Regions from separate parts of the Homo sapiens genome. Here region 1 is linked to region 2. Evidence: read pairs that join two places in POLR2A ChIA-PET (ENCODE). Cell type or tissue: CD4-positive, alpha-beta T cell. All regions are shown on one strand. Each heading gives the region's core, and the rest is flanking DNA. Links, peaks and the distances in the headings are about the cores only. Region 1 overlaps MAN1A1 (mannosidase alpha class 1A member 1). Region 2 overlaps MAN1A1 (mannosidase alpha class 1A member 1).

Evidence for each region. Peaks named below come from ENCODE experiments on the same cell type or tissue, not always from the same donor. Only the 100,000 strongest peaks of a DNase experiment are listed, where the experiment ranks them.
Region 1: POLR2A ChIA-PET joins it to region 2 with 5 read pairs; 5 of 35 experiments call an interaction of 5 or more read pairs at or near these places.

What each region holds. Positions count from the first base shown.
Region 1 is chr6:119,291,498-119,295,740 of GRCh38, forward strand. All of the region lies in intron 4 of MAN1A1 (mannosidase alpha class 1A member 1), which reads right to left. Among named protein-coding and RNA genes, the nearest start is that of MAN1A1, 56 kb to the right of the region's middle. In CD4-positive, alpha-beta T cell, for the core only: no CTCF peak of the experiment used is centred there; no DNase peak of the experiment used is centred there.
Region 2 is chr6:119,341,576-119,346,114 of GRCh38, forward strand. The region is part of intron 2 of MAN1A1 (mannosidase alpha class 1A member 1); the gene reads right to left. Among named protein-coding and RNA genes, the nearest start is that of MAN1A1, 5.9 kb to the right of the region's middle. In CD4-positive, alpha-beta T cell, for the core only: no CTCF peak of the experiment used is centred there; a DNase peak (open chromatin) is centred at 1,776.

The DNA of each region.
Region 1 (4,243 bases), core at 1-4,000, 50 kb before region 2:
TATTTGTGTAAACATAATGGGGCCAGGGCATTTTTTTTTTCTGCTCTGCATTCTCCTTTATTTTATTCATTTGTCTGCTTTTTCTTCCTGAAAGGCTATTCAGCCTATACTTAGGCTGGTACTTCAACATTAGTCTAGGAATCTTTTCATCATGATGCACAACTGGACTGCAAATAGGATTTGAAGTCTGAGGACCTGGGTTCTAGTGCTGGTTTCCAACTTTTTGCCTTTGGCTTGGGATTGTTCTTCTCATCTCTGAGAAGATATTTCATCTTCGCATAAAGGACATGATAATAATCATGTATGTTATACCATGCTGAAATAGCCCTTATTTACACCAATAATAGCTTGCTTTTATTATTTACAACGTGCCAGGTCCTGTGCTAATGTCTTTATATAGACTCTTTTAGTCCTCACAATGACCTTATGAATTAATTACTATTCTTATATCCATTTTAAAATGTTGAAGCTGAGACTTATAGTGGTTAATGTGACTTTTTGAAGTTCAGACAACTAATAATTGGTAGAAGCAGGATTTGAACTTGAGTACTGTGGCTCCTGATTCAGGGCTCTGCTATTCTGACTTCTATATACCTCACAGGATAATGCACCAAGTCTCTTTATTCATGGTCATATAATTAGTAATTACTGCTAATATTTTATACTTGATTAGTAAATAGATCTGTCTTACATTCTGTTACTAGGTAAGTTAGAATAGCTAACCTACTATTTAGATTATAAAGCACATTTCAAGCTTTAGTTAGCTTCTTTTCATGTTCATTGGGCCTACTGCACTTTTGCCTAACATCAAACCATTCACTAATAATCATGGGACTCACAGCAATTTATAATATATGGAGTCAATATCTGGCAAATAAACTTAGTCAAAATCATGGGATATTATTTCCTTTAACAAGCATTTATTAAGCAACTACTATGTGCCAGACCCTGTCCTAGGTGATAGGGAAATGGCAATAAGGACTGATAAGGTCCTCAAGCTCACTTGAGTCTACATTTTAGTGGGATAAAATATTTCCAGAAAAAAAAGGAGGTATGTATTAATTTTATCCTTACATGCTCTCTGTAAAAAGGTTTAAGAATCTAACAATTAAAGTCAAGTAATTGCTTAAGTTAAAAAAATTCAAAAAAATTCCTATAAAAGGACAATTATGAAAACAAGTTAGGAGACAGAATTACTAAGTCAAAGTTAGGCAAAAACATCACAAAATAAGACTGGTGTGTTTAACTGTATTTTATAATTTGTAATGTGCACCTGATATAATCTGATTAAAAGTACTATATATAGGTGTAATTTAACTTTGAGGTCTATCACTCTGAATGAATTTTACATAAATATTGGCAAAGGCTTTAATATTCTACAAAATTACTGATAAGGAAAAGCGAAGCTAACCCATGTATTTAGTTTGGTTCACGTGACTACGTTTCCTATGTTTAAGAGTAATAATATCTAATAATAAAATCTAATAAACTTAAACCCTCAAATCATATTCCTCTCAATTAGTACTTGTGTTTTTCAGTTTTTAAACCTGGTAACAGTTTCCCACATTTCTGCCTATTGAAGACTGTTAAGATGATCTTATATTCTTATTCTGGCTATAGGTTCTTGACATAATGCATTTTCTCTTCCTGCCGTGAAAATTTTGGATAATCAAGACCTTTATGTAGACATCCGATAAAAATTATTCCAAGGTGAAGGTCTGAGTCATGTCAAACACTGCCAGAAATATATCTTCAGCTAGACATCAATCAACTGTTGGATGCAGTTATTCAACCAGTTATTGATCCAATTACATATTCTAAAACCTAAATTCTATTTATCTTGTACTGTACGATATTGAGAAATGACCCTGCAAGGTGCCATACTCAAGGTCACTTGCTATGGCTTTGGATTTCATGGATCTAATAGTCTGTCCAGTGAGCCTGTTTAAGAAGCAAATCTGGTTTGTTAGTTAATCCATGAAGGATACCAGTGACTGCTATGTCCTTGTCTTTAATAAATCTTGCTCTGGAACATCACACCACCACCATCACTAGTTCTCAAGTCACCATCTTCTCTGTTTGAAAACCAGAACCACATTCGAATTTCCAACATATAATTCTTTCTCTCTCCTTTTCAAAGTTAAGTTTAAATAATTTAGAAACCTTAATTTGAGGTCTCTTTCAGTATTCTAGGTTGTATTATGTTTTTAGGCCAAAAGATTGAAATTTAGACCCTTTAGTTAACTCTTTATAGATTCGTAGATGAAAAGGACTAAGAAGATAAAAATTCTCCCACCACACCAAATTGGTTGGCTATCCTGCAGAAATCAGAAAGACCTGGGATTGAAGGCTGATTTGGAAGCCATCTGAGTTTGAGGTCCCAGATAACTAATTTATTCTGAGTCTTGGTTTTGTCATACGTAGAAAGGGACAATGAATTCCTCCATGATGTAAAGCAATGTACACAATAGCTGGTAACGCACTCATCAGACACTCAATAGACAGCTGTTGCCACTACCACTGTGCAGCTCAGCCTAAACGAACTAAAACCTACCTTCCCAGGGTCACTGGAAAATCAGAAACTTTAGAATCATAAATACTCATCTTCTTTGGCCCATATGAGGTCTTATTTCTCAAGGGCTTAAAAATCCTCTTTTGAAATATAGAAGTTGACCAACTTCCTTTGGGGCTTGATATATTTTGTATGAAATCTGGATTTTCAAAAGTGAATTTCTACAAATGAGGGTCTCAGGCCATTTTTATAAACTTCTGATTCTAATTTCCATTAAATAATAAATTTAAATGAATACATTCTTATTAATAGTCATAATGTTCTAAAAGTTTTCTACCGACTTACCCTAATGACAGAGGGGGTATTTGCAGCAGGGGGAAGACAGTAGGCAGACAAAGCAGCCTGTAACACTAAATCTTGTGAGATTTATCCTAACAATTAATGTGAATTTTGCAGTCTACCTATCTGAGTTTGTTTTAAAATAAAAGTAACTTCCCTTTTAAATCTTTAGGATTGCATTCCAGTATGCCCCATGTATTCAGTGGCTTCTAGTACACAGTCTTACATCAGTGGCAGTTTAAGAAGTACATCCCGTCTTTTATTTAAATTCCATGTACCTATTAGTTAATGTCAACTGATAAGCAAGAGGAGATTGGAAGTTTTTGGTTAAGACCAACCAATAAAAAAATCAGAATTGGAGAAATTGTTCTTTCATTTTGATTTACTTATAGCAATGACCACTTAATCAAAGAACACACTGAACCAGATTCATCTAAATTGAATTCATATAAATTGAATAAAATACATGGTATGCCTAAATTTACACCTAAAATCAAGAGATGAGTATTACAAATCATGAAAAAATTATGCCTCAGTACTAATCTCTATTATTGTCTTGGGTGTTTGAGATTGATAACTTCCACCTTAGATCTATCCCTTTTCCATATGTTTTTGTCTACTCATTTACTATACATGTATGTAAATTTACGAGATAAAGTGACAAAGACTGCTAACATGAAAAAGAGAGTCTAATATATAAATTATTTTGTATGCTTCCCTCCTTCAATCCTAACATCATGCTCCATCTCTCTGCAAAGAAAGGCTTTTTCTAAACCAACATACCATGAGATCATGGACAGGAAGTATCTAACCCCATCTAGGCAACAGAGAAAATGAACACGTCAAAATCTGTTTCCAAATGAGTACCTGAAAGACCAACCTCTTCACACTAGACAAGACAGCACTTTAAACAACTCTGAAATTTGATATTTTTATAGGCAACTTATTCACCAAAATTAGCTATACGATGACGTATTTTAATAGATTTCACTAAGTGAAATAACAGGCTTGACAATGAAAATAACAAATTTTAGTTTTGGAGCAGATTCAGCCAGTTTCCTTTTGCTTGAGGAGCTATATCGAGATGCAAGCTCGAGGAACAGATAATAAATTGTTTCTTTGGATCTTCAAGCCTTATGATGTTTATTTAGAGTCACACTTATATTAGAATTCTCCTTATTATCTTATGATTCCATACAGCATGACAGATCTGATTGATTGCATTAAATGGAAAAATATTTCTTGGAAAAGAACTTATCAGACATATTTAAATTCTATTCTGAGTGTTTGATTTTCAGAGTGAACTAAAAGTGTAATAGTTTTTGTTTTTAAAAGGACAATTCTCCGATCTCTACAATCAGAGACTACTCTTTTGCTAGCTATTCCTCCAAA
Region 2 (4,539 bases), core at 215-4,214:
ATTCAATGTGAAGGTCTCAAAAAGACCAAACTCTCTGAGCTACAAAATAAAACTGATTTATGCTAACTTTGACTACTAAGTGATGGACTGAGCTCTGATTATAGAATTTATCATAATTATATAATTTTTGCCAAGCCTAAAATAATAATTCTCACTTCTTAAAAACATTCCTCCAAGATGAAACAGATTGAAATTCACTTTACTCGATCTCTCTCTCTATTTAGAAGAATAACTTCAATACTTAAGATAGATAACTCAGCCAAGGCATGGTGGCTCACACCTGTAATCCCAACACTTTGGGGTGCCGAGGTGGGAGGACTGCTTCAGCTCAGGACTTTGAAACCAGCCCGGGAAATATAGTGAGACCCGATCTGCATTGTGTAAATAAAAAAATTATTTATTAGAAAAAAGAGAAATTAAGATAACTCGACTGTGACTACTCTGAAAGATGGTATCTGCGGGAATAGGCATATTTGACTATGAGAAAGAGACAAATTAATTCTTTAACATATATTCTGAAGAAGCTGAAGATGTATATGCAGTAAGTATATCATTCTAAAGATACTTAAGTTTTTTTGGAATTTGGTAAAAATCAAAGAAAATCAGAGTTGACCGTAGCAAAATAAAATTATAGGTATGGAAGATCTTTTTGATGAACTGGAAATGTATCCCTTTAAGCACTAAAACTCAATTTTAACTATTTTTGATACCCTTTTGAAACTTCATTATCCACTTTCCTGAGTTATTAAACAGCATATGGATCAATGCAATCTTGGCTTGATGGCTTTAGGTGGTGACCAGTAACAGCAATAATCACAAGCAGCATTTGTTGTGTGCCCACTTCATGTCTGATACCATTCTAAGTGCTTTACTATCACATTTAAGCCTCAGGATCCAACAAAGTGGGTACTATTAACCTCATTTTACAAATGAGGAAACTAAAGTTCTGAGAGATTAAGTAATTTGCAGACGGTCACAAAGCAAGAGAATGGTAGAGGCCAGATTCAGACCCACGTTATCTGAGTCCAGATCCACCCTTCTAACCACTACATTGCTTCAAATGGATGGATCAGAGACAGGTAAGTGCATCCCAAAAGAGAATCGCCAGAACCTACTTGGGTGGAGAGAATTGCCCATAGATTGGTGTGATTTTTACATGTCTACTTTTAAAACAATCATCCTTTAGGTTAGCTGTCATTCTTCTATTATCCATGGTGCAATATCAGAAGAGCACACACATTTATAATTTTAAAGCAGCCCTTCTAGTCATCACATGTCCCTTCTCTGGGTGATCCCCTTTCACCCTTTGTATATACAGTAACTCACTCTCTTCTTCTCTCCCTTCCTTCTTCTTCCCCACTTTTCCTCATAAAGAATGTTTAACTGAATGATTACAAATGCCTGTGCTTCTTGGAGAGATCTTTATAAAGAAAACAAGATGTCCTATCAAGCTTTCCCCGGGTGTCTTTACAAAGAAGAAGATTTCTAAACCATGCCACTGGTAAGATTTTTAAAAATTACTATAATTGACTTAAAAACTACTTTGATCCATCGTTGGCTGAAAAAAAAAAAAAGAAAAACCACCAACTTAGTATAAGGTCAAATTTATAATAATGCAGAATTGTATGTTTTCTGTACTCTCTATTAGGGTCTGCAAATAGTAAGCACGGATAATTTATACAATTCTTTGGGGTTTTATTTAGGAGACAAACCATGTGGGAGACAATGCGCAACACTCACAGAAGACTGGGGCTTCCCTCTGCAACTCAACTCTGCCACTAGCTGGTGATGTGATTTCCAGAATGATCTTTGTGTCTTGGTTGCCTCTACTGTAAAATGAATGAGCTACCTCTCAGATCTCATTCAGATGCAATACCTTACGACTCGGAGCATACACTTAGTTTTAAAATCTGAGATTTAAAGTTATCATGGCATAATTTGCAGAGTTTGTGTAAAGGGCCTTTTAACAGATTGAGAGGTTGGGGGTGGGGATAAGATATAGTTCAATCACTGAACACCAAGCAAGGAACTAGGCTAAGAATACTGAGGGAAAAGTCAAGACTTATTTCCTCAAAGAGGGAATCTCTTCCCTAAACTACCAAACAGGTATCTTGTTTATTATTTTCGTCTACTTGGCGGGGAGGTTGTTTTGCCACTCGTTTCACAGTATCTCTGGAGCCCACAGTGGCTGTTCCTATTTTGACTAATCAAACCCTTCTTTGACCAACATACACAAGATTATAAAGAAAGAAATTTAAAAGACCACAGGTGCTTGACTGGGTTAGGAGGTATAACCAGGTTCCAGTGCAATTCTGATCTACCCTGTGTATTCAGCCCTCATCCCTCACACGGATCTGCAGGCATTCCTCCCCTCTGACCTTCGGACACATGCTTAAAATTCTCTTCAATGAAAAATTTGTACCACCACAGCTTATGAAATAATCTGATTCAAATATGTAAGTTCTTCAATGAATTCCAACCAATTCAGATCTCATACAAATGCATTTTGTGTAATACTAAGATAAATTTTTCAAGATGGTTTAGTTCATTAGCTCACCTAAGAAGTACAGATAGATGCATTTGTTTGAAAATATTTTTTAAAACCTCTTTTCACACTTTTAACTAGTTTCTAAGTCCCATATACATAAGAAGCTCCTTTATATGAATCCCAGTTGCCTTGATAAGAGGAAGACAGAATATTCTAGGAGAAACTATCAACAGCTTACAGAAAATGAAGCTGAACATAATTAACTACCCATTACTGTATATATGTATTTTTTTGCTTTTGTATATTAACAGTCAGCACCTACTCCAGTACTTAAACTGTTGAAAACTAACCTACTTGTTAAGGAGAGAAAAACCTTCACAAACACTCCATGTCCTCCCTGCTCTGGGGAAGGGCCTCTGGGTGGAGCAATCCCACACTAGCCTATGTTCAGTAGGGAATGTGTCACGGCACAGTGGCACAGGCAAGCAACCTAAGGATGTTGAAGCTTCTTGGGTCAGGTCTCCAAATCATGGCTTTTATTATTTTGTAAATATTATTTTCCACCCCAGAACTACCCATAAAAATAAACTGGAAAGTTAAGTGTCAAAATAAAAGTGTTTTGTTTTAACCTGCCAAGGCAGATTATTCTCACATCTGATCTTTACCAAAAGGGTATAAACTGTCAATAGTTAATATAAATTATAGGCTATATGCCTAAGGCTAGCATAAAGTATAATAAATGTGAATTTTAACTACTAGCCATCAATATGAAAATGTTCTTTAAATTCATGATTACACAAATAGGTCTGGAATAAAATACTAAAGTCTTGTTTTAGAACTGAGAGAAGAAAACTGTGACCCCACAGGTGCAGGGTCCTAAAGCCTTACATGACAAATCTAAGGCTGCCAGTCTGCACATACCCCTAACCCCCACTTAGGTTGGTGAGGATTCCAGCCTGAGAAGAAAGGAGTCCCCTCTGACAACCTGACTGTCTTTAGCCCCAGCCCCTATTACTCAGGTCTCCCCTTAATTTCAGAAAAACGAAAAAAAAAGTCATCCTCCAAATTGGATTAAGGTTCTAATCCTAAAGGACAGCACAGGCTAATTGAGAAAATGGGAGAGGTTGAGGGGGGGGCGGAGCGGGGGAGAAGGGAAGCTAAAAATGATTTCTGATTAAAAAAAAAAGTAAATGGACTATTTTTCTAAAACTTCCATGCTGCTATTTTAACTTTTGTGCTTCATTATTCTAACACTGCTTTTTAAAGCTAAGGACAACCTGAGTACAATTTTAAGATCAAACTCATGAAAATAAATATACACTATGTATGTATCATAAATCTCAGAGAAATCCCAGGGTTAATTTACAAAATTTTAACAGAGGTGAAGGGAGGAAGATCTTAATTCTATTTTGAAGTTTTACATCAAAGATTCATCATCCATCAAATCAGTAGTGGAAAGCATTTAACATTTTTTGTGAAGCATTCTGTACAATGACCTATTTGAAATTAACAGAGTATCTCCCCTAAGACACGAAGTTGTTAAAAATCTACTGCAGTACTAGTAACATAAATGTGCCATAGATATAAAAAATAGTATTGACTGACTTTGAACCAAGTACAAAATAACAGGTTGACTCAAATTACAATCCAGTCTTCCAACATGTTAGACTTGAGTGCACTTTCTAAATTTTAACTATAAGTGTTGGTGCATTCAGGTGTGATAGAGAACCTAAGTATAAAGAGAATTAGAAAATACAGGAACAGGTCAGGCATGGTGGCTCATACCTGTAATCCCAGCACTTTGAGAGGCCAGGCAGGTCGATCACTTGAGGTCAAGTTCGTGACCAGCCTGGCCAACATGGTGAAACCCCGTCTCTACTAAAAATACAAAAATTAGCTGGGTGTGGTGGCACGTGCCTGTAATCCCAGCTACTTGGGAGGCTGAGGCAGGAGAATTGCTTGAACCCAGGAGGCAGAGGTTGGAGTGAGCTGAGATCACCCCACTGCACTCCAGCCTGGGCAACAGAGCCAGACTCTGTCTCCAAAAAGAA